Linked DNA regions of Homo sapiens: regions 2 and 3 are each linked to region 1. The links are chromatin loops, found by intact Hi-C in ENCODE. Cell type or tissue: B cell. All regions are shown on one strand.

The links. Peaks named below come from ENCODE experiments on the same cell type or tissue, not always from the same donor. Only the 100,000 strongest peaks of a DNase experiment are listed, where the experiment ranks them.
Region 2: a loop joins it to region 1, with 19 times the contacts of the local background. A loop is called at or near these places in 2 of 110 quality-filtered maps.
Region 3: it touches region 1 in a loop (24-fold over the local background); 15 of 110 quality-filtered maps call a loop at or near these places.

Annotation. Positions count from the first base shown.
Region 1 is chr4:89,106,303-89,114,302 of GRCh38, forward strand. It overlaps TIGD2 (tigger transposable element derived 2), which reads left to right and starts at 5,231. Exons shown (of 2, transcript NM_145715.3): 1 at 5,231-5,581; 2 at 5,765-8,000. The coding sequence starts at 6,673. RefSeq lists enhancers at 4,739-4,848, 4,879-4,958 and a silencer at 5,039-5,488. In B cell, CTCF peaks have their summits at 4,952 and 5,152; a DNase peak (open chromatin) is centred at 5,039; H3K4me3 peaks cover 2,010 bases; H3K27ac peaks cover 1,256 bases; H3K27me3 peaks cover 419 bases.
Region 2 is chr4:90,122,457-90,130,456 of GRCh38, forward strand. It overlaps CCSER1 (coiled-coil serine rich protein 1), which reads left to right and starts at 4,938. Exons shown (of 11, transcript NM_001145065.2): 1 at 4,938-5,375. RefSeq lists silencers at 5,496-5,695, 5,806-6,055. In B cell, no CTCF peak of the experiment used is centred here; DNase peaks (open chromatin) are centred at 4,945, 5,595, 6,145 and 6,815; H3K4me3 peaks cover 3,200 bases; H3K27ac peaks cover 2,530 bases.
Region 3 is chr4:88,519,709-88,527,708 of GRCh38, forward strand. It overlaps PYURF (PIGY upstream open reading frame), which reads right to left and starts at 4,068. Exons shown (of 2, transcript NM_032906.5): 1 at 3,790-4,068; 2 at 1,290-2,321. The coding sequence starts at 3,992. The coding sequence ends at 2,180. It overlaps PIGY (phosphatidylinositol glycan anchor biosynthesis class Y), which reads right to left and starts at 4,068. Exons shown (of 2, transcript NM_001042616.3): 1 at 3,790-4,068; 2 at 1,290-2,321. The coding sequence starts at 2,081. The coding sequence ends at 1,866. PIGY-DT (PIGY divergent transcript) reads left to right here and starts at 4,102. Exons shown (of 2, transcript NR_134663.1): 1 at 4,102-4,224; 2 at 5,057-5,283. It also overlaps a transcript of HERC3 not described here and the pseudogene LOC100129137. RefSeq lists an enhancer at 3,366-3,425. In B cell, CTCF peaks have their summits at 6,716 (motif pointing right) and 6,916; DNase peaks (open chromatin) are centred at 3,253, 4,063 and 6,713; H3K4me3 peaks cover 2,031 bases; H3K27ac peaks cover 2,107 bases.

The DNA.
Region 1 (8,000 bases):
ATAGATGATATTATGCTAACCTCTGATTCTCTTGCAGATTTAGAAGTGGCAGCACCTCTCTTGCAACAGTTGGCAGCATGCGGTTGGGCCGTCAATGAATCCCAGATCCCAGGGCCTGGATTGACTGCCAATTCTTAAGAGTTACCTATCTGGTTGGGTAAGACGAAAGCCATATCAGAGGCCGTCATAGACAAAATCCAGGCATATCCCTGGCCCACCACTGTAAGGCAGCTGCAGACTTTTATGGGCCTCCTGGGGTACTGGTGGGCATTTGTGCCCCATTTGGCTCAGATGATAAAACTGTTGTACCGGTTGACAAAAAAGGGGGCTACCCGGGATTGGGATAAGGAGGTTGAGACAGCCTTTCTGGCAGCCAAGCAGGCTATTCAGCAGCAAGTGTAGGCCCTAGAAGTGATTAACCAGGGGTGCCCATTTGAACTTGATGTGCATGTGACCACAGATGATTCTGGCTGGGGCCTATGTCAGCACATGGACTGCTTTAGAATGCCAGGAGGCTTTTGGTTCCAACTTTGGAAGGGAGCTGAGCTCCAGTATTCGTTGATAGAGAAGCAGTTAGCAGCTGCATATGCCGCCCTTCAGGCTTATGAGAGTGTGATGGGACGGACTACAGTCATCATGCAGATGACTTACCCAATAGTGGGGTGGATATGTTCATGGGTAATGACTCCCGGGACTGGGATGGCACAGACATCCACTTTAGCAAAGTGGGGTGTCTACTTAGAACAGCGGAGTCCTCTGAGTACAAGCCCCTTATTAGCAGAACTGCAAGAAGTCTTGGGACCTGTGTTCCTGATGCAATATAGGGCTATGGGTCAGCCTGAGGTACCCCTAAACCCTGAGCCATCACTGTTTAAAGAGGGGCACCCCACCCCATCCCCCATGGGGCATGATATATGGATGGACCCAACTGGGGTGCTACTGCTGCCTGGACCACTGTTGTGTGCGGTTCAGCTTAGTACTGACACCATATGGTTTGATACCGGGTGTAGACAAAGTAGTCAGTGGGCCAAACTCAGGACAATGTGAATGGTGATCACCAAAAAGGTGACACCTATGATAATCTGCACTGATAGCTGAGCAGTTTATTAAGGCTTAACCTTGTGGTTAACTACCTGGAAGTTACAGAATTGGCTAGCTGGTCACCGGACCATTTGGGGCGGGGCCATGTGGCAAGACCTATGGGAGAAAGGATGACCTCCTCCAACCAGTTATGGTGACAAGTGGTAATTTGTTGTTGCCTGCCTCAATGTCCCTAAAGGTAGGGGAACAAAAACCTGGTTTTGGCCATGGACCCTCCAAGCCACCCATTGCAGATGGATGGCCATCGTAGCCCCCTGGAGGGAGGGCTTGGGAATTTAATGTATGGCCTCTGATATGGTTTGGCTGTGTCCCCACCCAAATCTCAACTTGAATTGTATCTCTCAGAATTCCCATGTGTTGTGGGAGGAACCCAAGGAGAGGTAATTGTATCATGGGGGCCAGTCTTTCCTGTGCTATTCTCATAATAGTGAGTAAGTCTCATGAGATGGGCTTATCAGGGGTTTCTGCTTTTGCTTCTTCCCCATTTTCTCTTGCTGCCACCTATGTAAGAAGTGCCTTTCACCTCCTACCATGATTCTGAGGCTTCACCAGCCATGTGGAACCGTAAGTCCAATTAAACCTCTTTTTCTTCCCAGTCTCGGGTATGTCTTTATCAGCAGCATGAAAACAGACTAATACAGCCTCTGTGATTGACCATTTGTAGGGGAATGGCCAAGGAAGGAATCCTCCTCCAGGGCACATATGTACTGCTGCTGTGGCCTATAGGTCCAGGGTGCTGCCCTATGGACACATTTCTCCACTAAGAGGACTCCCTTGGCCTAGGGGATGGAGTGTAAGGGAAATAGCTGCACTGCAGACAAGAGTTGGCGGAGGCAAACATCTAGTGCTGCATGACACAGTGGGACTGGAGCGCAGGTGCACAATCCTGTGCATTACATAATCACAGTTATGTAACCACATTATGGGTGGGCTCATCAACTGGCTTTGAGCCACTATTGTCTGTGAGCAATATAACTGGACTGCTGACTCTGTAAGAGAGAGCTGGGCCACCTTGCAGGTGGCTGGGAGGGGAGTCAGGAAGCGGCAAGCACAATGGGGAACTCAGCTACAGGCGTGGGGGTGGCAGGAGCGGTGGAGCCAGCGCTGAGAGGCCGCAGTTGGAGCAGGTGGCCAAAACAAAGGCTGACACAGAGAGAGAGAGAGAGAGAGAGAGAGAGAGAGAGAGAGAGAGAGAGAGAGAGAATAAAGCTGTATCTCAACTGCTTATGGTCCCCCAAGTGTCCTTTCAACTACCCACCACCCGTCCACCAACTCCCCTCAGACCCCAGCTGGGCTTGGAACCTGACAACAACCTACTACTTGGAATTGGAATTTGAAGTTGGGGGGACACTCCAGGCAGATGGTATCAGAATTGAAATGAATTATAGGATACCCAGCTGTGTCCAGTGGAGAACTGCTTGGTGTGTGCTGTGTTGAGCATATAGTACATGAGAAAGAGTAAGGCAACTTTGCCTTAGGCACCCAACATTCTCATTTTTTTTTGAACCTACATTTTTAAGAAATAGGCTTTATTTTTTAGAATGGTTTTAGGTTCTAAAATTCCACAGAAGATAGGGAGATTTCCCACATACTCCCTGCCCCCACACATCCATAACCTCCCTATTATCAATATTGCCCACCAGAGTGGAACATCAGTTACAATTGATGAACCTGCCTTGAAACATTTTTATCACAGAGTCCATAGTTTCCATTAGGGTTCACTCTTGGTGTTGTACATTCCGTGCATCTGAACAAATGTTTAATGACATGTGCCCACCATTACAGTTGTACAGAGTAGTTTCACCACCTTAAGAATCTATTATTGGCCAGGCAGGATGGCACATGCCTGTAATCCCAGCACTTTGGAAGGCTAAGGTGGGAGGATGACTTGAGCCCAGGGGTTTGAGATCAGCTCTGGCAACATAGCAAGACCTCATCTCTACAAAAAATACAAAAATTACCTGGGCATGATGGCACGCACCTGTAGCCTACAGTCTCAGCTACTCGGGAGGCTGAGGCAGAAGGACTGCTTGAGCCTAGGTGGTTGAGGCTGCAGTGAGCCCAAGCCATGGTCGTACCACTGCACTCTAGCCTGGGCAACAGAGAGAAGCCCTGTCTCAAAAATACACATACATACACATACATATATTCTTATTATATATATATGTGTGTATATATACATATTCTTAACATTCTAAGTCCTCTCCCCCTTGTGCTGTAATATGTCTGCCACAACTAGCCACCCCTTCCCCCAACAAAAGGAGAAAGTTTGCCCAATAAAACTGTTTTGTGTAAAGACACAATTGCCTTGAGTAAAATCTTAGTAAAAGTCTACTAAATACAATTGCCTTGAGTCAAGCGGTGTTTTGAGAAAATCTAGAAATGTGGGCTGTATCCAGATTTGAACTTACACAAGGTGATAAAAAGGGAACAGCTATAAGACATAAAACAGCAAACTGGAGAATCCAGGAGGAACAGAGAAAAATGCAAATGGTATCTGGAAGAAAATTAAATCCTAGAGATACTGTGGAAAAGAGAGGAAGAGTAAGAGGCAGGATTCCTTTGTATTTAAATATCCTGGGACACAGCTACTCCAGCAGACTCGGGGGAGAGGCGGAAAGGCAGGCGGCTGACATCTGGTTACAGGCTGCCTCATTTCCACATGGGTGGCAGTCGGTAAAGTGCTGTTCTAGCAGTCTTTCACGCTCTTCACAGGTATCAGGGAAAATAAGAATATTTTGTAAAGTTATATAAAACTACCATGAAGTAAGTTATAATGTACCCAAAACAGGCAACCAGGACTTCCAGAAAGGGACTGGCTTGTTGGAAGCCAAATGGAAGGCAGGGAAGAGGGGAGGTCTAAAAGCAGGTATTCTCCAAAAGCCACTTACAACCTCACAACATAACTAGATCAAAGAATTTCTGTCATGCCAGATAGTGGAAGGCTGCTATGTTGAGAAAGGCAATTGAGCAGTTTTGGCGGCGGAGTCAAACAGAAGGCTTAGAATCAACATCTGTTTTCTACAGTATGCTCGCTTTGATTTCCATCTCCAAGTTTCTGAAATTCCAGAAACAGTATATGGCCTTGTCAAAGAAATGACGAATTACTATGTTACTTTGTGTTAACGAAAAGGTTACATTTATGTTCATATGGAAGAGATAATTCACTGAAGAATTTCCAATTTTTCAAACTGACACGCACACACAAGACGGAAAGGAAGGCAGCCTGACCGCGTTTCCCAGGAAACAGGTGGTGCAAGGTGGAGGTGCACCACTCTCTCCTCCAGGAAGGCGGTGACCCTTCCGCAGATGTCTCCGTTGGAAACAAATAAAGGGAGTATCAGTCAAAGCGCAATTCCCCGATTCCACTTGAGAAGCCCCGGGCGTCGAGGCACGGCAGGAAATTTACCACGACGCCTCCCACTGGCTCAAGGGTCTCCCAGGTGCTGTCGATTTTGCAAAGGGTCCGTCTCTACAGCGACTGTGACGAGTTTCGGAGCATCAGCACCGGGGAGCGCTGACCCGACACTCGGCTCTACCGCAGCCCGCCGCGCCTCGGCACCCTGGGCTTGTCCGGCTGGGTGTTGCCGAGCGAACGCCCCAGCTCCTGCCCGGAACCCACGTCCGCCGGCTCCTACCGTGCCTCATGATCCTCGCTCGGGCTAGCACTTTCCACGCGCGCTGACTCTGGGCTCCGACACCTGGACCGCCTCCGCAAGGCGGCGCGGCTGCTGTTTGTAAACACGCCCCACGTGCGCTCGCCCTGCCCCATTCGCAGCCCGCTCCCGGCACGCGAGGATCCTCCGCTTTCCCCCCAGCACTGGGGGGGTGAGATTTTAAAATTTCCCCCTAGGGAGAAAAGAGCCTCGTCGGCAGAGCCGGGCCACTGGGAAAAGCGCCAGGACAAGGCGAGCGTGTGCCTCCCCCTGCCGGCCAGGGAGGCACTGCGGCCCCGAAACGGCCAGGCGGTGAGTGGAACCCACGCAGCGCCTAGAGACGCACCCCTGCCGGGCCCCCGCCCCTCCCGCCCGCTCGCCGGAGTCCCCTCCCCCGGGCCGCGTGCGCTCACCCGCGCAGGCCCCGCCCCCTCGCCGGCACAACGTTCTGCGGGGGCGCGCGCGTGCTCTCTAATCCCCCGCCTTCCGGCTCCGGCGGCGACGCTCGTCCCTCTCCGCTCGTCCCTCGCCGCTGCCGGGCCACCAGTGCCAGCCTGCCTCAGGAGACTCCATTTGCGCTTAGTGTGGTCTGGGCGCCGCGCAGGCGGTCCCAGGGCGATGCCCGGGGCCGGCGGACTGGCGTTCCCTGTGCCAAGCGGCCGCCCGCTGGCTGGCTGGCTGCAGCAGTGACATCCTGGTCGCCGGCGTCCAGGCGGAATCCGGGCTCCCTCCGCGGGAGGAAAGACGTCCCGCGCTCTGAAGCTCGCCCAGCGGGGAGAGGCCCTCGCTAACACGGCTTCTCCCTGACCTCTTAATTTCAGGAGGTAGGCTCTTCAGGTCCCTCTCTCTGTCACCCCAGATTATGCCTGAAAGCATTATTTGTCGTATTTAGCTATCACATTGATAGGAGGCGTTAATTTTCTCAACATAGTTGCAGGATAAATGTGGATAATGCCACAGATCCTGATGTTGAATTGAAAGAAAATGTTTTTGGTATTTTCCTTTAGGTTTCGGAGCCTCCGAGTATCTCTACAGCCCCCACAGGAACTGCTTCTGTTGGTCCATCGAGGATCGTCTTTCACCAGGATTATTGTAACATCATCTTCACCGAGCCTGCCACCCCATAGCCTCTACCTTGGGTCCTCATTTCCACCGATGCAGTTTTTTTGATGCTTTCTTTAGTAATGTGACATCACATGTCCACTATCCTCCTTTCCAGCTGCCAAATCTAGTAGGTTTAAGTCGCTTTTAAAGTAGAGTTTTCTGCCTGTTCCACTTTCACCTTATTTGCACTGTTCACTTCTGTCCGGGTCATCTTCTCTTGCGTATGATTTCCACAAGCACTCACTTGCGCAACCTATAGCAGAGTCCGTGCCTAGAGAGACAGCATTCCATACAATCCACTGCTTGACAAAGACCACATAGTCAGAGGGTGAGTTTTCCCATTGTATTTTCCTGTATGTCAAGTTTGCAAGTCCTCTCTTGACTTAAACTGTTTACTCCCTAGCACATTTCCTAAAATACTTCCACCTGAGATTTAGTGGCTATTCTGGCAAAGAACATTACCTGCAAGGATGGCAAGAATTGAGTATGCAATAGTACTGTTTTAGAAGCCTTACCAGTACAGTTTCTAGCCTCTAGTGTGATTGCACTTCATGAAAGACCCTGAACCCTGAGGAGGAAGAAAGATAGAAGATAAGAGTTAATTGGCGCTAGGCTTTGTTGTAGGAAGTTTGTAAGTTTTAAAATAGCAAGTAGATTCACGTAGACCTTGTCAGGAAATTGGTCACTATCCATCTAGGCCCTAGAAGTGAGAGGAGGAATCTTACGAACTCATTTTCTAGTTGCTTTGTATTCAAATCTTAGTTGTTAATTATCTTGTTCTAGTAATCACCTAAAATATTAGACACTTAAAATGTTGGGGAAACGTAAGCGTGTGGTGTTGACAATTAAGGACAAGCTTGACATTATTAAGAAACTTGAGGAAGGCATCTCTTTCAAAAAACTTTCCGTGGTGTACGGAATTGGTGAATCCACAGTTCGTGATATTAAAAAGAACAAAGAAAGGATTATAAACTATGCAAACAGTTCAGATCCTACCAGTGGAGTATCCAAACGTAAATCTATGAAGTCATCAACATACGAGGAGCTTGATAGAGTTATGATAGAGTGGTTTAACCAACAGAAAACAGATGGGATTCCAGTGTCCGGAACGATTTGTGCAAAACAAGCCAAGTTCTTTTTTGATGCTTTGGGAATGGAAGGTGATTTTAATGCATCGTCAGGCTGGCTAACTCGATTTAAGCAGCGCCATGGTATTCCAAAGGCTGCTGGTAAAGGAACAAAATTAAAAGGAGATGAAACTGCTGCCAGAGAATTTTGTGGTAGCTTTCAGGAATTTGTTGAAAAAGAGAATCTACAACCAGAGCAAATTTATGGTGCTGATCAAACTGGATTGTTTTGGAAATGTCTACCATCAAGGACATTAACTCTTGAAACTGACCAAAGTACTTCTGGGTGTAGGTCAAGCAGAGAGAGAATCATCATTATGTGTTGCGCAAATGCCACAGGTTTACACAAACTTAATCTTTGTGTTGTGGGGAAGGCCAAAAAGCCCCGAGCATTCAAAGGCACTGACCTTTCAAACCTTCCTGTGACATATTACAGTCAAAAAGGTGCATGGATAGAACAGTCTGTTTTCAGACAGTGGTTTGAAAAGTACTTTGTGCCACAGGTACAGAAGCATTTGAAATCCAAGGGACTTTTAGAAAAAGCAGTGCTTCTTTTAGATTTCCCCCCAGCACGTCCAAATGAAGAAATGTTGAGTTCAGATGATGGCAGAATAATTGTGAAGTATTTGCCACCAAATGTCACAAGTCTGATTCAACCAATGAGCCAGGGAGTTCTAGCCACTGTAAAAAGATACTATCGAGCAGGACTTCTCCAGAAATACATGGATGAAGGAAATGACCCAAAAATATTTTGGAAGAACTTGACAGTGTTGGATGCAATTTATGAAGTGTCAAGAGCTTGGAACATGGTAAAATCAAGTACCATAACCAAAGCATGGAAAAAACTTTTCCCTGGCAATGAAGAGAATTCAGGTATGAACATTGATGAAGGAGCCATTTTAGCAGCTAATTTAGCAACAGTTTTACAGAACACAGAAGAATGTGAACATGTTGACATTGAGAATATTGATCAGTGGTTCGACTCTCGGAGCAGTGACTCAAGCTGTCAGGT
Region 2 (8,000 bases), 1.0 Mb after region 1:
AGTTTTAAATTGTGTGCCATTTTGAGTAATGTGATAAAATCTCAGTCCTTCCCACTCCATACGCCGGGACGTGAGTCATCCCTTTGTCCAGCATAGCCAGCTGTACATACTACCTGCTTGTTAGTCATTTAGTAGCCCTCTTGGTTATCAGAGCGCACACGCACACACACACACACACACAAATATATATGTGTGTGTGTATGTATGTGTATATATAAATGTTTTTATTCCGTGTGTGTGTGTATGTGTGTGATATTATCTATGGTTTCAGACATTCACTGGGAGTCTTTGAACATATCCCCCAAGGATAAAAGAGAACTACTGTATTCAAACATAAAAAAGTATTCCATGTGAAAGCATGAAATCCTAAAGTTATTTTCCCAAAGACCTCATTAGTTATATTTGGAAATAGAAAAGTGGCTCATGCCTTTAATCCCAGCACTTTGGGAGGCTGAGTGTGGAGGATCCCTTGAGCCCAGGAGTTCGAGACCAGCCTGGGCAACATGGTGAGACTCTGTTTCCAAAAAAACAATTAATTAATTAAAAAAATAAAGAGAAACAAAGATGTGAAAATGATATAAAAGTTTCTAATGGTGAATCTGTTTACAAAATTTTTTGTTTTATGTTAATAAACATTATTTTAACTCAGTTTTCCTCCCTTAATAAACAGAGAGGCTTAAATTCAGAGAACATTAATGTTAGCTCTTGCCTCCTTTCACTACATTTCACCACTTAAATGTGAAAAATGCATTTCCTAGTTTTTGTCATTTATATAAAGCTACTCTTATATTGTGAAATTCTGGGCTCATGGCGTTATGTAAAATGGAAATCATTTTTATTTTGACAAATCTATACACTATTCGAAATTTTTTCAGCTCCCTAAACTGGGTAGTCTTCCTGGAAATTCAAGATTACTTCAGTTGCTGGGTAAGAGATGCCTCTCCATGTCCTCTATTATCCATCCTCTTAGCCCACAAAATGGGCTTAGAATTACATCATTTGGTAAATCCGGGACATGATAGCCAAGATACAAGGATAGTGGCTTACATTCACCTTTATAGTCTTGCTCCCAAGTATGTCCTACAGCATGAATCCTAGGTGTCTTGTGGAGTTTCCAGACCAAAGACAGCTCATGCAGTGAGTGCTTTGACCCAGTCACCTGAGTTTAGCTTCTGCCTAGATTTCCACATGAATAGATCTTGCTGTCCTGCCACTGGGCAGAATTTCCACAGCAAAAAGACAATTTACCAAGTATAGTCACCACTATCAGATATCTGAAGAATAATTTTATTTAAAGTCTTGTCTACTGTGCCTTGTCTACCTGGAAACTTGCCCAGCTAAGAGTTTTCTACATTAAGATTGAGTTTTTCTGTGCTCTCTGGACCTAGAACTGCAGCTGAGTCCATCTGCACATCTCCTATCTCACACTTTCTCATCAGTCCTTGTCTTGAACTAAGTGCCAGTTTTAGCCTTGATGTCAATTAACTAGTCCTGTCGCTCTAAGGTACTAATGATGCCACTTTCATATTACAAAAGTCATCACAGAAGGATAATTTACTTCTTAGTAATATGAAAGAAATCCAGAATGCTAATAACATATGCGTAATATTTTCTTGAATTTTTGTATTCCATTAGGCTAAAACAACTAGGGGAAATGGTCTTCATATATTTTTTCATAATGATTGGCTAATCACGATAGAGTATAAAGTAAATCAAAGAAACATAAAATAGCTTGGAAAGAACAAAAGAAATGCAATTTAAAAATGTTTAATGACACTCCACCTACAAACATTGTTTTACAAATGTATTAAAGTTAATTCTCTTTCTAAAATGTCTTAGACTAGTAATAGGGTTGGGGAAAAAAATCTCCCTTTCCTTCCCTGGGCTATAATTTTACTTTTTAGGTATGACTACTGAGGAATTTCTAATTTGGCTCATCACTTCAGTGGGAATTCAGTGCACATAAGGGGCACATATGTAATTGGCAACCTAATTTTTCTGCTTTCATCAAATGGTGCAATGCCAAATCTTCATTGAACTTGCCAGTTAAATGCACTTGGGAACCAAACAGCAGCAAGCATACATGAGATTAAAATGAACAAATTGGAAAGAGTCATTAACTTTTTCTGTTTTCCTATCACAACAAAAATTGTATCATTGAAAGTGTTGCAAAGTGGGGAATTCTACTTGAAACATTAAACAATCTTAAAAGAGAATAATTCATTTACTTAACTTCTAAAATGTGGTTCATTATAATTTATAAATGGGGTTTCTAGTGCAGATTTTTTTCAACAAAAATACAAAATCATTAAAATGAATAAACTTTTCAGGAGTATGTTTTAAGTTATATGTTTCACATGTCTTTCTGGTCTAGTGCATATAAATTCTAGCCTTTATTTGGAAAGAAAAATTGTCAGAAAATTAAGCAAGAAATGTTGGCTTCCTGTAATACCGTAATGAATAAAGGCAATTGACAGCTTTTCATGGTTCTCAGTAATTATGAATGGAACTGAGAGTGTAAAAATTACTATCATTTGTGGTTACCAAAAATGCCCTTGAAATATCTGGTCTAATATATAATTTTGAAGTATGCAATATACAGTCATAATCAAATTATTGTTATTAATGACAATTAAATAGAGAACCAGGACACTGAAAACACCACAAACTTGCTGAATATGATTGAGTATCATCCCTTTAGGAGGACATAACCTTTTAAAATGTCTGTTTACGGCTCTCAAACCACCTATGTATTCACTAGATGCAAATGTTCAGTAATATCTCCTCTACAAAATTTCGTTTTACAATGACACCAGGTTTCTTTCAGAAAGGACTGTGTAGGAAAGTTTTCTTTTTCCATTTATGAGTTCAAGTATGTTAAGACTTTTTAAATTGTTGACCAGCCCTAAAAAACATTAACATTTCATAAATCGCTCTTGCATTGTAAAAAGAAGGAGGGAGGTAGAAGAAAAATGCCAAAGGATTGTAGGTCAGCTTATTTCATAAACAAAAGCTCTAAGGAAAGTCCTGAGATTTTTAAGTAAGCCAGGCCTTCTGAATGGGACATGATATGGACAGTAGAATAAGACAGATTGAGTTCCATTGACATTATTTATTCTTTGTATGATCTTAGGTTATCTACACACACTTTCAAAATTTAACTTTCTTGGTCTGTAAAATTGAGGAAATAATAATAGCTGTCCCATAGGGCACACTATCAATCCCAATATGCTTTGTTAGTCCATTCATTTTTCCAGTGCTTAATCAAAGAAGCTTTAATGGCCTATATACTTATATTATTGATATATTCACGCACCTGTCCCAACTTGCTGTCCTTTCCAATATCACTTTGTTTTTATCACACTCCTTAATATCACTTCTTTGTTAGGTCTTGATCACATGCTTAAATCATTTTTAATGTTTGCTAAACTCTGTATGAGAGATTGAAGAATTACGAGACAGGAACATCAATGTGAAAGGGTAAAATATGTGGAGAATATATAAGGTGCCAGCATATGACAAAACCCTAAAGATGTACGATGGTCACAAGCCATGGAAGAAGATAGGACAACTGAATTGTCAACCTTGCCGCCTCCTCCGTAGCCTCCTAAATCTTATCTTCCTTTTGTCTAATTTATGAAAAATGTTTCCTATAATTGTCTCCCAAAAGCAGAGTTGTCCCCATGCTGTAATATACATTGACCACTCAGATTCATTTAAAAAATACATCTTGCTTTTATTCCCAATATAACCACATTTCAGAAGTTAGATCATAGCCAGTTAGATTACACAGAGCGTGCGCACGCGCACGCGCACACACAAACACACCTTGAAAAAACTGTAGATCACTTGATTTCTGGAAGTTTTTCTCAATACCTCAGTGCACCTGATCACAACATCTTGTAATCTGGGCAGAAGGTAAGGGAGGTGATGTTAGGCGTACAAACTTAATATTGGGGATGCATTTTCTACCTAGAAATGGTCCTACATTCTACCAGAATGGGTTAAAAACAGATGCGCGCGCGCACACACACACACACACACACACAGAATTAAATGCACTACATTTGCTGTATTGCCTGCTAAAGGCATAAATATACTGGAGTGGAGATAAAGAAGGGGATGGATGGGAAAGAGTTCAGTACTTAGTGTAAACCTGAAAGGAAATGAGGCAGTGCAAGGGGAGAGAGGATCAGGGGAAAATAAATTATGTAGGCAACAGAACCATGCATCAAAAGTCTTTTCGATTTCTAAACTGGCAAATTTTCTCCAGGGGACCATCAGTCAAATGATGTCAAATTGAGCTGATTCTCTTGTAATGCCTGTATTGTGTAGGGCCTTCCTTGTAGGAACACAAGTTCCACTCTCGGACACAGTCGCAGTGCTTGCATTATCTTACAGAATTGATTGCTGCAAATGGTTCCTGGGAGGTGTGACCTGCTTAAAGGAAAGAAGCTAGGTTTCTTTTCTTGTTACTGAGGAATGAAGACACTTGTCAGGATGTGAATTGTGTGGGTGAGAAGGAAAAGCGGCGAAAGAATCTGGTAATTCCTTCCCTTACAGGAGGAAGAGAAAAAAGATAACATCGGAACCTTGGAGAGGAGAAATACAGTGCATTTATTTCCAGCATCCCCGCAGTCACTTCACGTCTCTTCAGACTTCCCCTATTCTTTAGTCTTGACCTGCCTATGCACTTGAACTCCACATAAGCACTAGGATGGACTGGGGGAAAAGGCCAGGTCAGCACGGTGGGATACTGCTTCCCCTAAAATGAAAACTCAGCAGCGGGCCAGCAGTGGGTGTGCGCGCGTCGATGCCAGAGGATGCGTGCGTGGAATCCGGCGGACGCAGTGGGCCGGGCACCGCCCTCCAAGCCGCCCCGCCCAGCCCACCACACTCCTCCTTGTATAAAGGCCGCGCTTGGGCCCGCCCTCCTCACAGCCCCGGAGCGCGGCCTGCCGGGGAGGTGGATCTCGCGCTCCCCACACAGTCACACTCCGCGCACTCACACACTTGGAAGCGCCTCCCCACGTCCCTCCCCTGCCCTCCTCTTGCTCTGCTCTTCTCTCCCTCACCACAAATAGTCGCCGACCTACTGCCAATCCGCCTCTCCTCTCTCTCTCTCTCTGTCTCAACATGACTGACTGGGAAGCGGTGGCTCGGGCAGAGCAGCTCCGCTGGCGCAGGCAGGAGGAGCAGGAGGATTATTAAATAACGCAGCTGGACTCTGTGCAACTGGGAGTGGAGAGGAGCCCAACAGCCGAGAAGGGGAGGGAGGGCAGAGGAGGGGGACCAGGAAGGACACCCCCGTGCCCCGAAGACATAAATCCCTGAGTGCCCGGGAGGAGCCTTAACAAGCGCACGGAGCCCTCAAGGTAGTAACGCCCCTGGTGCCTCAGCGCTCAGCGGGTCGCGCGTCGCGTCGCCGCTTTGCGGGGCCGGCCGCAGGCGGACGCGGGGATGACCGCTCGGCAGGTGACCGCGCCGTGTCGGGGCCGCCTGCGAGCAGCGCGCGCCCAGGCCCGGCGTGCTCGGCGCAGAGACCTGGCCTTGCGGGCGGGGTGGGAAGGAGGCGGGCGGGCTCGCTCACCACCGGCCCGCGACTCCCAGTGCGCCGCGTGGCCATTTCCTCCACGCTGCTGCGTGGTTTGCTGCCTGCGGCCGCGGCGGCCGCTCCAGGGCGATGCGGAGCGCTGGCCAAGGCGGCGAGAGTTGGCGCAGGCTTCGGGTCGCTCCCCTTCCTCGCCACTCGCGTCCCGCAGGTAGAGGCGACCGGTCAGCGCTGGCGCCCCGGGCTGCGGGTGCTGAGGCGGGGACGGCGGCGAAGAGGGGGAAGGGGAGGAGGGGGCGGGGAGCCAGGGGCTCCCGGAGGAACCGCAGTGCGGGGCCGGGACCACCTCTTGCCTCCGCCTGCTTGTCCTCTGGCGCCAGTTTCCTGGATTGGAAGCAAGACCCTGCCCAGAGGCAGCAGTAACGGCAGCGACTTAGATTGAACCACTTGCTTTGTGGTGGAGCGTCAAGGGCCCCAGGTTGTGTGCGTGTGTGTGTGTGTGTGTGTGTGCGCGCGCGCGCGCGCTCTGGACTAACCAGTGGGTTGGTTCACCTGAGCAGAAAGTCAGCCGTAAGCTGAAACCGCATGTGGCCCCCTGGCCCCTTCGACTTTTGGCTTGTGTCCCAGGGACTCGTACACACGGTGCCAGCAAGGGGTAAGGGTGACGGAGGGATTTGTGAATGGTGCTTCTGCGTGCGTGGAGGCTGAGCCTTGCTGATGTAAAGGAGGAGGTATCCAGAGTGAGAAGAAAGGCTATTTATGGCAAAGAGTTGTGAAATTTCTTGGGGTTTCCTTTTAGTGTATCCTGAACTGCTCTCTTTCTCTCTCTCTCTCTCTCCTCTCCCTGCCTCAGAATTAGAAGCAATTATGCTTCCCCTTCCTCTCGTGGGACATGGAATATGAAATGAAGTAAAAAAAAAACTCATATTTTTACAGGTAGAAAAAAATACTTCTTAGAAGTTACAGATTCTTTGCCCTTTAATGTTTTTATGTCCTCTTCTCCACCCCTCTTACCTTTTCAGGCAGTCAGTAGGACTTACAAGTCAGAAAATACCTACTTGGTTTCAACAGCTTTCATTTCTGAAATCTTTACAGTTGAATACCTTCCTATTGAAATGTAACACACATCCTCCCTTCTCTGCCCCTCAAGGACTATTAAAAATAATGTGTACACGTTTAAAGTAAAGCTGGTTTTATTAACAGCCTTAGGGAAAACGGATAAGAGGACACCTAGGTGGGGGTCAGTTATCACTGGTTCCTTCAAAACTGGTTATTAAGGGAAGACCTAAAATACTGGTAATCTAGGCTATAATATAATTTGTCTTGGTTTCTCTTTCTGTTTGCTTTATAACAGGTACATGTTCCAGATACGTAACTTGAAACTTAAAGATGCCTTGGGACAGTGCCTGTCACGGTGCTTATAAAATGAATGTTTTCTCTTAAAAGTAGCAACCTGTACTTTTATAGAACTGTGACTGGGTTTAGTAGTAGGACAGTATCCTTAATATTGCAAACTGAAATGTCTCTAAAAGCCTGCCAAGACAATGTTTTTCAAATATTGAAATTCCATGTTGTAACCACACTTTCAATAGTTTCACAGAGAAAAAAGAGAAGTTGGTCAACCTATTGTCAGAGTGATTTGTCTTCATTTAAATTAATTAGTTATTTTGATCAAAACAAACCAACTGTTGTTTGTATTGTTTTATTGCTTTCCTAAACAGTCCTGTTCTTTGAAAAACAAAGCAGAGTTAAGGATTTGATATTTTGATTTTGTTAGATTTATATTACTTTGAAATACATTTTCAACACGGAAGCATGTGCAGCTTTAAATATTAGGTTAGAACTCAGATGGAGAACCCCATTCGGAGGGTTATTACCTCAACTATCCCAAACTATTTGAACATAGATATAATAGGGAATTAAAAAATGTAATTGATGAACTGTATTATTGCAATCATTAAAAGTCCTATTTATGAGTATTTTGTTTTTTGACAGTTAAGAGAATCAGCAACTGTTTATTATTTTAAAGATACATTATTTATACCATAGAATGTTAATTTAGATAAAACAAAGTAGAAAATGAAAAATTTGTTATATTTTTACAGTAATAGTTATTCAACCCTTTATTGCATTTTATTACTCATCATAATGCTCATAATAAAGGGCCTAACGTTTGCAAAGTACTACTGTCTAGGCATTGGGGAGGAACGGGAGATTCCTTGTTCCCTGTCTTTCAGGAACTTACTTGCCATGTGGGAGGAATCTGATGCTCATGCTTGAGCGTAGAGTTAACAACCCGTAACAATAAGAGATTACATGTCTAATGAGTACTACAGGAGTTCAGAACATGACAATAACATTTCATACTGGATTTTGTTTGAGAATGCTTCGGGGGTGGGTAAGACTTGCTTGATCTTGATGTTAAAGGATAAGCAGGATTAGTACATTG
Region 3 (8,000 bases), 590 kb before region 1:
CAGGCATGGTGGCACATGACTGTAGTCCCAGCTACTTGGGAGGCTGAGGTGGGAGAATCACTTGAACTCAGGAGGTGGAGGCTGCCGTGAGCCATGATCGTACCATGCCACTGCACTCCAGCCTGGGCAACAGAGTAAGACCCTGTCTCAAAAAAAAAAAAAGGAGGGGATTGGGTGGTCACCTAGTCCAATCTTGAATAAGAATTAGAAACTAAGCATTTTGATTTCTCTGTTTTTCTTGTAAATAGAAAGGACCAAATAGCCCAAAATAAAGTGGCACATGGCTTGGTAGTTAAGACTGAAGCCAGATGGCTAGATGGTTTACATTTCCATCCAATTATTAGCTATGTTACCTTGGGTAAGTCACTTAATCTCTCTGTGCTTGTTTCCTTATCTGTAAAATGGTGCCAATATTACCTACTCTTTAGGGTTATACGATTGAAGACACAGCACTGTGTTTATAATTGTACCTGGTATATGTTTATACTGTAACAACTGATTGCTAAATAAATTCTATTAGTGAGGGGATGGTGTTAAATACTAAACCCCCCCAGGGCATTCTTGTCAGTGTTTCCTGAAATAGTAAAACACTCAACTTCCAAATGCTGAAATTGAAATTGACTTCTTGAGATATAGTATGTACTTGTTTTTCAGAATTGTTTCCTTTTCCCTGACTTGGTTAAGTGTGAGATTTAGGGTTAATTGAAAAGAACAACTCTTCAGGAAATACCTGGGAACCTGTAGTCTTTCAGGTTATCTGTATGTTGCCATAGGGTAATTTTAACATGTTGTTTGTACTACAGTATACCTTGAATTCAAAAGAAAACACATCTAACATGTTTTAATTTTTTGATGCAGAAGAATCACTGTTTAAGGTTTCTGTTAACATAAGATTCCAATAAAAATAAAGTTTGTATTCAGTTCTTAGGTTTCTTTGGGTTAACTACTGAAACACACTATATTTCAGAAGTATTGTACTATGCTTGATTAGTCTTGTTGAAAGTTCTAGAAAATCAGGGGCCATTAACGTGTCAATGCTCATGCCCTTAGTGGTGTTATTCGGCATCCTGGGAAAATAAACTGAAATGTGGCTCAAATATGGCTCTAAGCTCAACAGGGTACAATCCACTACTTGCAAGTCTTCCCACCCCTCACTTTCCCAGGAAATGATTCTGTTTTGGGTATTAAGTACCTCTCTAAACACAACTACATTTAGTGCAGTTTTACAACTTCCCTTAGTATCATTAACACTTCTGTGACCAAACAAACAAACGACTACTGCAAACTGGTTTATTTTTTATAGGAAAGTGTCAACATGTTTATTGCTAATATAAGCATTTAATGTCAAAGAAATGAAGGTAATTTTACAAACTCAGTTTTTGTAAGTACATGAAGTTTCTATTTGATTATGTGGTTTTATATCACATTCGTTCAAATGCATTTCTCTCCCTTAGAGGGACTATTCCAACATCACTCCTTTGGAATTATTTCAGTCATCCTTAACATGTGACTTTACCAAAGACCTTGAAGCTAAACAAACAAGCAAAACAAAATTTCAATGACTCTTAGATGAATGGAATAAGAAATAGTCATCACATGTCAATTAGGGATGTTCATCTCCAACCAAGACACTGTCAAAATGTTTCTTCTGATACAGCAGTTATAAGTCAGAGCCTTCAAAAAACAAGGGCAGAACAAGAGTACAATAAAAGAAGCATCTGCAACTTAAGCCTCCCACAGTCCTAAGCCTGATATGCGCAAAGCAAAGCCTCTTTCCCGCAAACTAAATTCCATCCATTTGAGCTTTCAGAGATCGATGCCCAAGAGCTATCATTAATATATACAGCATATTGACTCTAGTTGCATCAATTATGCCTGAAGAGTTTAATACCCATCCAAGTCCAAAGGTGGAAGAATACATACACTGGTATGGTAATAGGCAAGAGCAGGCTGTAAAAGCAAAGGCTGGCTGTGCTAGTGCAGCCCTGTGGGAAGTTTTCTTCCACAGAGGCTGAGTAGAACAGTCCTGCTAAAGAAACCAGTGGAATAAGAACAGTCAACGTAGGAAGAGACAGAAACATTCTTCTCTTCCACTTATTACCTGCCACTGTGTTTTAAAAGGTATATGGTATTAAGAAAAGTTGGCTGTTGCGTTTTTTTAATTTTTTTAAATTATGAACTAGCGCTGCTCCACTTCTTCTTGCTTCTTACTTTGACGTGTCATCCTAGCTGCCTGTGGTATCATATTAGGGATCCCATCAATGATTGGATAAGCTATTCCCAACTCTTCATTAATCAATTCGTTTGTTGATGCTTCATATCTGAGGTGGAAAAAAAAAGAACAAAATGAGTTGTGGGAAAATAAAATGCTTGAAGAGCCTGATTTTCAACAAATACCACCATTTATCCAATTTTTGGTACGGAGTTAATCCCAGAATAGTCTTCTTTAATTCTAAAAGCAACAATAGCCAATTCAACCTTTTATCTTAGAAAAATTCTCTTACAATCTATAATTATTCCCATTTTAGTAGTTTCTCTCATATTCTCTTTTTCACCTTATTCACAAGTTATTCCTTAATTTTTTTTCATACTAGTCAGAAAAGATCCCCCTCTCTTATCCAAATATTCCTTCATTACTTTGGTCAACCCCCAAACCATCCCTGTTAATTTACTACTGGAATAAACACTAGAGAAAAATCAACTTCTTCATTTTAGAATAAATGCTAAGTAGAGAAACTTAACTAATCCATTAGAAGGAAATCACTGGAAAAGGTGAGAGGGCAGAAATGAAGAAACTTTCGAAAGCACTAAGTCTGCAGTGAGCTAGTTATAAACGTAAATCAAATGATAATTTCAAGGTTCGAGAAAATTGAATAATATGTTTATTACGGGAAAAAGAAATACGAAAAATTGCTAGCAATCTACCATTCAAAGATAACCACTGATAACATTTTGGTGTTTATGCGATTTGTAATACTAGCGTTAGTGTTGTCAATATTCAATTTTGGTAGCTTGGAAACTGTAGAGCTGTCTTCCCAAAAACTAGTTAAAGAGGCTTCTACGAAACCTGCTAGGCCACAACTAAGAGCCACTGGGCAGCAAACACAGCTGAATTGCTTAAGATTGTCAGGCACCAGTTGTACAAGACACTTTCACAAGAATCTGGAGGGTACAACAATACTTTTCATTATCTTGGCTTAAAAACCGGAAGGCTTCGGACTTGTCCTGAATCGCAGTGGTTCATAAACCTGGTGGTACATTAGAAATCATTTAGGGACCGTTTAAGAACACAGATAAGCTGGGCGTGGGGGCGGCGCCTGTCTCTCGACTCCTGAGGAGGCTGAGGCGGGAGTTCTAGGCCAGTCTGGGCAACGTAGGGGGCACCCTGTCTCTTAAAAGGAAAAAAAAAAAGGAAAAGAAAATACAAATGTTCAGGTCCCATCCCGCGAGCATTCCAAGTCTGCCCGTCTTGGGGGCTGTCGGGGAATCGGCATTTTTAAAACGGTCCCCGGGTGATTGCAATGCGCAGCCGGTCGCGAACCCTAAAACGCTTCGAGCCATTCCCGCAGGCTGGCGTTGCGTTCTGGGAGATGTGGGACGCAGCTCCCCTGGCCTCCGGTCTCCCCCGTCCTGCCCGCTGTGCGCCCGGCGAGGACAGAGTCCAGAATGTGGCAGCGGAGAGTACCTGACCGACCTACAAGGCCCCAGTGGCTGCAAGAGGCCGCGGTCCACCGCTCCCTTTCCGCCCACCGGGAGGCTGCAAAGGAAGGGCCAAGGCCAGCGAGTTACCTGAGCGGCTTCTTGGAGAGCGGGCACACCAGGAACTCCAGCAGCGCCGGATCGAAGTCGCGGGGCGGCTCCTCAGTCTTCTTGCCCCGGTCGGCCAAAGGCCGCGACCCCGACGCGTGCAGGCACCTACGGGCGACCGCGGACGGCGGCGCGCGCGTTCCCCGCAGCGCTGAGGCGAGCCTGCAGCGTGCTCCACTCAGCATGGTCTGGCAGCCGGAGACCAGGCCTCACCGCAGCCTCGCCACCCGTGGCCGAGCTCCCGGCTTCCCGTTCGTCCAGGCCAGCCGGGCAGGCCCCGCCCCCTGGTCCTCCAGGAAACGCTGCCGAGGAGTAGGCGGGGCGGGCGCTTTGGTTCCGAGGGTGCTTCTGCTCCGACTGCTTTTCCCACGGGCGTCATCTATAGTCCGGAGGACAGCCCCAGGGCAGAGGCCTCTGGTGAGTGCCCCGCCGCCTTACCAGACTACAAACTAAACCAGTGTTTAAGTCAAGGTGTCTGGGTTTTCACCGGGGCCTGTCCAAGGATGCTAGGAAGCCAGTGGCCAGGCCTCAGAGTTGTAGGGAGTTAGGCTTGGACCTACGTGGTTACCTCCAAGTGAAGTTTCAAACACACTGTTATGTATTGTACCGAATGTATTGTCATGGATGTATTGAAAGCGCTCATTTGTTTCATGTACATCTTTACTATACCATTAGTTTCTGTAACCTTGTTTGGCTTTTTTCTCTCTCATTAAAAAAAGTGAGAACCTGGAAGGAAGGGCCTAGGCCTCTGACCCTCCAAAATATATAAATTCTTCCTGCCTGAGACCCAGTCATTGTGAAGTATTTGCGTAATAAAGCACAGCTAATTTACTTCTATAAATGAGCTTGGAGGCCGCAAGGGGCCTAAATAGCTGTGTAACAGGCAGATGTGATCTGCCTGTTAAAGATCCATTCAATGAGTGGGTGATCCATTCAGTGAATTTGTATCCCAGGTTTGCTTCCCACTCTCCAAGAAAGTGACCATGTTAGATCTCTTTCTTACAGTGTAGTAGATGGGAACTTGGGCTCTGGGGCCTGACAGCTTGGTTCCCTGTCCACAATTAGTAGCTGGATGACTTTGGCAAATGACTTAACTGCTCATTTTCCTTATCTGTATAAGACTAATAATTGTACCTACCTTGTAGGTAGGGCATAAATGTGATTGTGCATTCGAAGAACATTTAGAAAAGTGCCTGGCACAAATTAATGCTCCATTAATGTTGTCTATTTTTATTTTTAGTTCATCTAGTTTTTCCATGTCCGAAGACTCAAAGATTCTCATTAGTCATCCATTTTTTCCCTCCGTTCTGCTGAATATCAACCTGAACTTTTTTTTTGCATCACTGGGCATTATCATTTCACACTTTGAGTTCCTGGAGCTGGAAGTACAGAATCCAAAAATATGTTTATATTTTCAAATTTCTCTTCCACTCCAATGTAAAAATAAACTGACAAATGTTTATATGTTCATCCTAATTTTTTGTTTGTTTTTTGGGCCATCCTGTTTTTTTTAAAAAAAACAGTTTATTTTTTGATGTTCTTTGTTCACTAATGCTCAGAAGATTTTCTAAGGTTAATGTAGTTTATAGGATACCAAAAAGGAAACACTTCTACTGGATAGATATTTAAGAGATAATGAAAGTCTCTGGTTGCCTCACCTTCCTTCCCTCACAAAGCAATCTTTCACAGTCATAACTTTCCGTTATTAGAGTTACTAACGGACTAGAGAATAGGGCAGTTATCGGGACATACCCTCAAGGGAAACTACTGTAAAGTTCCTATGTCACCTTCACACTATTTCCGACTAGGGCAGTAGCAGGAATTAATTTTTCAGTTGAAGTCAGTTGATACTTTGGGCTCAAGGGAAGGGGTGAGCTGTAGGAAAGATAAGTTTCTGCTTAAGGAGAAACAGCGCTTGACTTCTGCAAGCGCTGAGTGGGCCCAACCCTTGGCGCTTGTTGGGTAGGGGAAGGCACCCATGCTTAAGCCTCAGCTAGCTTGGCTGACAGATCTCTATCAACTGGGTTTTCTAACCAGTTATAAATAAATTAGTTTCAGTTTGCCTCCACATAGAGGGTTTGAGGCAGTTCAGTTTACTTTATTTAGGGGAAGAATAGAGAGTAACAGCAAAGTATTGAAAACATCCTCAAATTTATAACACCAGAAATCAACAACCAATATTTAAGGAACATATGAATGTATGACTATCACCATGTGTGTATTAAGTTGCAACATATCAAAGCAATATGTCCCTAAATAGCCCTTAGTAATGAAGAAATACAATTCATTTCTGCCTGTAGTATACTAAGCTAAATGTAGATGATAGGATAGGATCATGGGACTGGAACTGGTCTTTTAAAAGTTAGTCCCTTTTCACTATTCACATGACTGACCTTTCGTGTCACATAGGCCTGTGCACAATAACCTGATGGTTTCTGGGCTCAGATACAATATAGCTGTGTGATCTTGGAGAAGCTACTTAAGTTCTCACCCTCAACCTTCTCACTTGTGAAATACAATAATAATAGTATGTAACTTACAGTGTTTGAACAGACTAAATAAAACAATTCAAGTAAAACAGCACAGGGGCTAACACATTTAAAGAATGTTTAGCAATAAAATTATTTATTATGGTGAAACTAGTAAACATTCTGATGGAAAGGGAAAGCACAAGGTACTTCTGGGACACTCTTTTTAACTGAAATGGAATTTTTCTAATTTCCAATATGGATACTATTGAAACACAATTCTTGGATTATCACACACATGAAGTTAGAAATCTCTAGGCAGAAGAGGGGCTGGACTATGTATTTTAACAGAGCCTGTCAATTCCAAATTTGGGGGCATTGAAATTTGTGAACCTGCAATCCAAAGAAATGAGTCAAAATAAATTTTCCACTAGATGGCATCATTTAGTATTTGAACTAACATTTATCTCTGCTTGATCTTTTCTTTCTGTGATTACAAAGACTTACTTTCATTTTGCCAATTGTTTCTTAGTTTGACAACACTTATTTTTTATTTTTATTTTATTTTCTTGAGACAGATTCTCTCTGTGTCATCCAGGCTGGAGTACAGTGGTGCAGTCGTGACTCACTGCAGCCTTGACCTCCCAGACTCAAGCAATCCTGGCATGTCAGCCTCCAGGTAGCTGGGAATACAGGTGCATGCCACCACACCCAGCTAATTTTTGTATTTTTTGTAGAGATGGTGTTTCATGTTGCCCAGGCTGGTCTGGAACTCCTGAGCTCAAGCAGTCCACCCACCTTGGCCTCCCAAAGTGCTAGGATTACAGGCATAAGCCACTGTGCCCAGCCCAACATTTATTTTAAAAACAAAAATCATAAAAGTCCTATTAATAAATTTTAATGATGAGTTTATTAAAATCAAGTTTCCAATAGATAAATGGACAAAATATTTGAAAAGAAAAATTCGCAAAAAAGAAAATACAGTTGGTCAATAAACATATTAAAAAATTATCCTCAATAGTAAAGTAGTAATGCTAGTTTCAAACATCAAAGGAGTTTTGAAATAACTCTAGACATGAATGTTACCAGCCTTGTTTTGGCCATCTGAAGGATAATCACAAATTCTGTCTGAAGGGCTGAGGACTAGTGCCTGCAAAAGGACCAGAATATCCCAGCATGGGCACAAGTAGCTTGAAATTATGGAAGTATGTCCTGTCTTTCTTTCTTTTCTTTCTTTCTTTCTTACTCTCTCTCACTTTCTCTCTTTCTTTCTTTTTTTTTTTTTTGAGACAGGATCTTGCTCTATCTCCCAGGCTGGAGTGCAGTGGCTCCATCATAGCTGACTGCAGCCTTCACCTTCTGAGCTCAAACAATCCTCCCACCTCAGCTTCCTGAGTAGCTGGGACCATAGGCACACACATGCACCACCACACCTGGCTAATTTCTAAAATTTTTTTTGTAAAGTCAGGGTCTCACTATGTTGCCCAGGCTGGTCTTGAACTCCTGGGCTCAAGTGATCCTCCCGCCTCAGCCTCCCAAAGTCCTGGGATTACAGGCGTGAGCTACCACGCACAGCCCAACTTGCTCTTTTGGTTCTGTGGCTGCTGCAGTTATGGGGATGTACCCGCTGATCCACAACAGTTTGGGAGTGCTCTTCCATAAGCTCCCCTCCCTCATGCCGGGCAATGTGCTTGTCATCGTGGTCTCCATTATCACGGTGGTTGC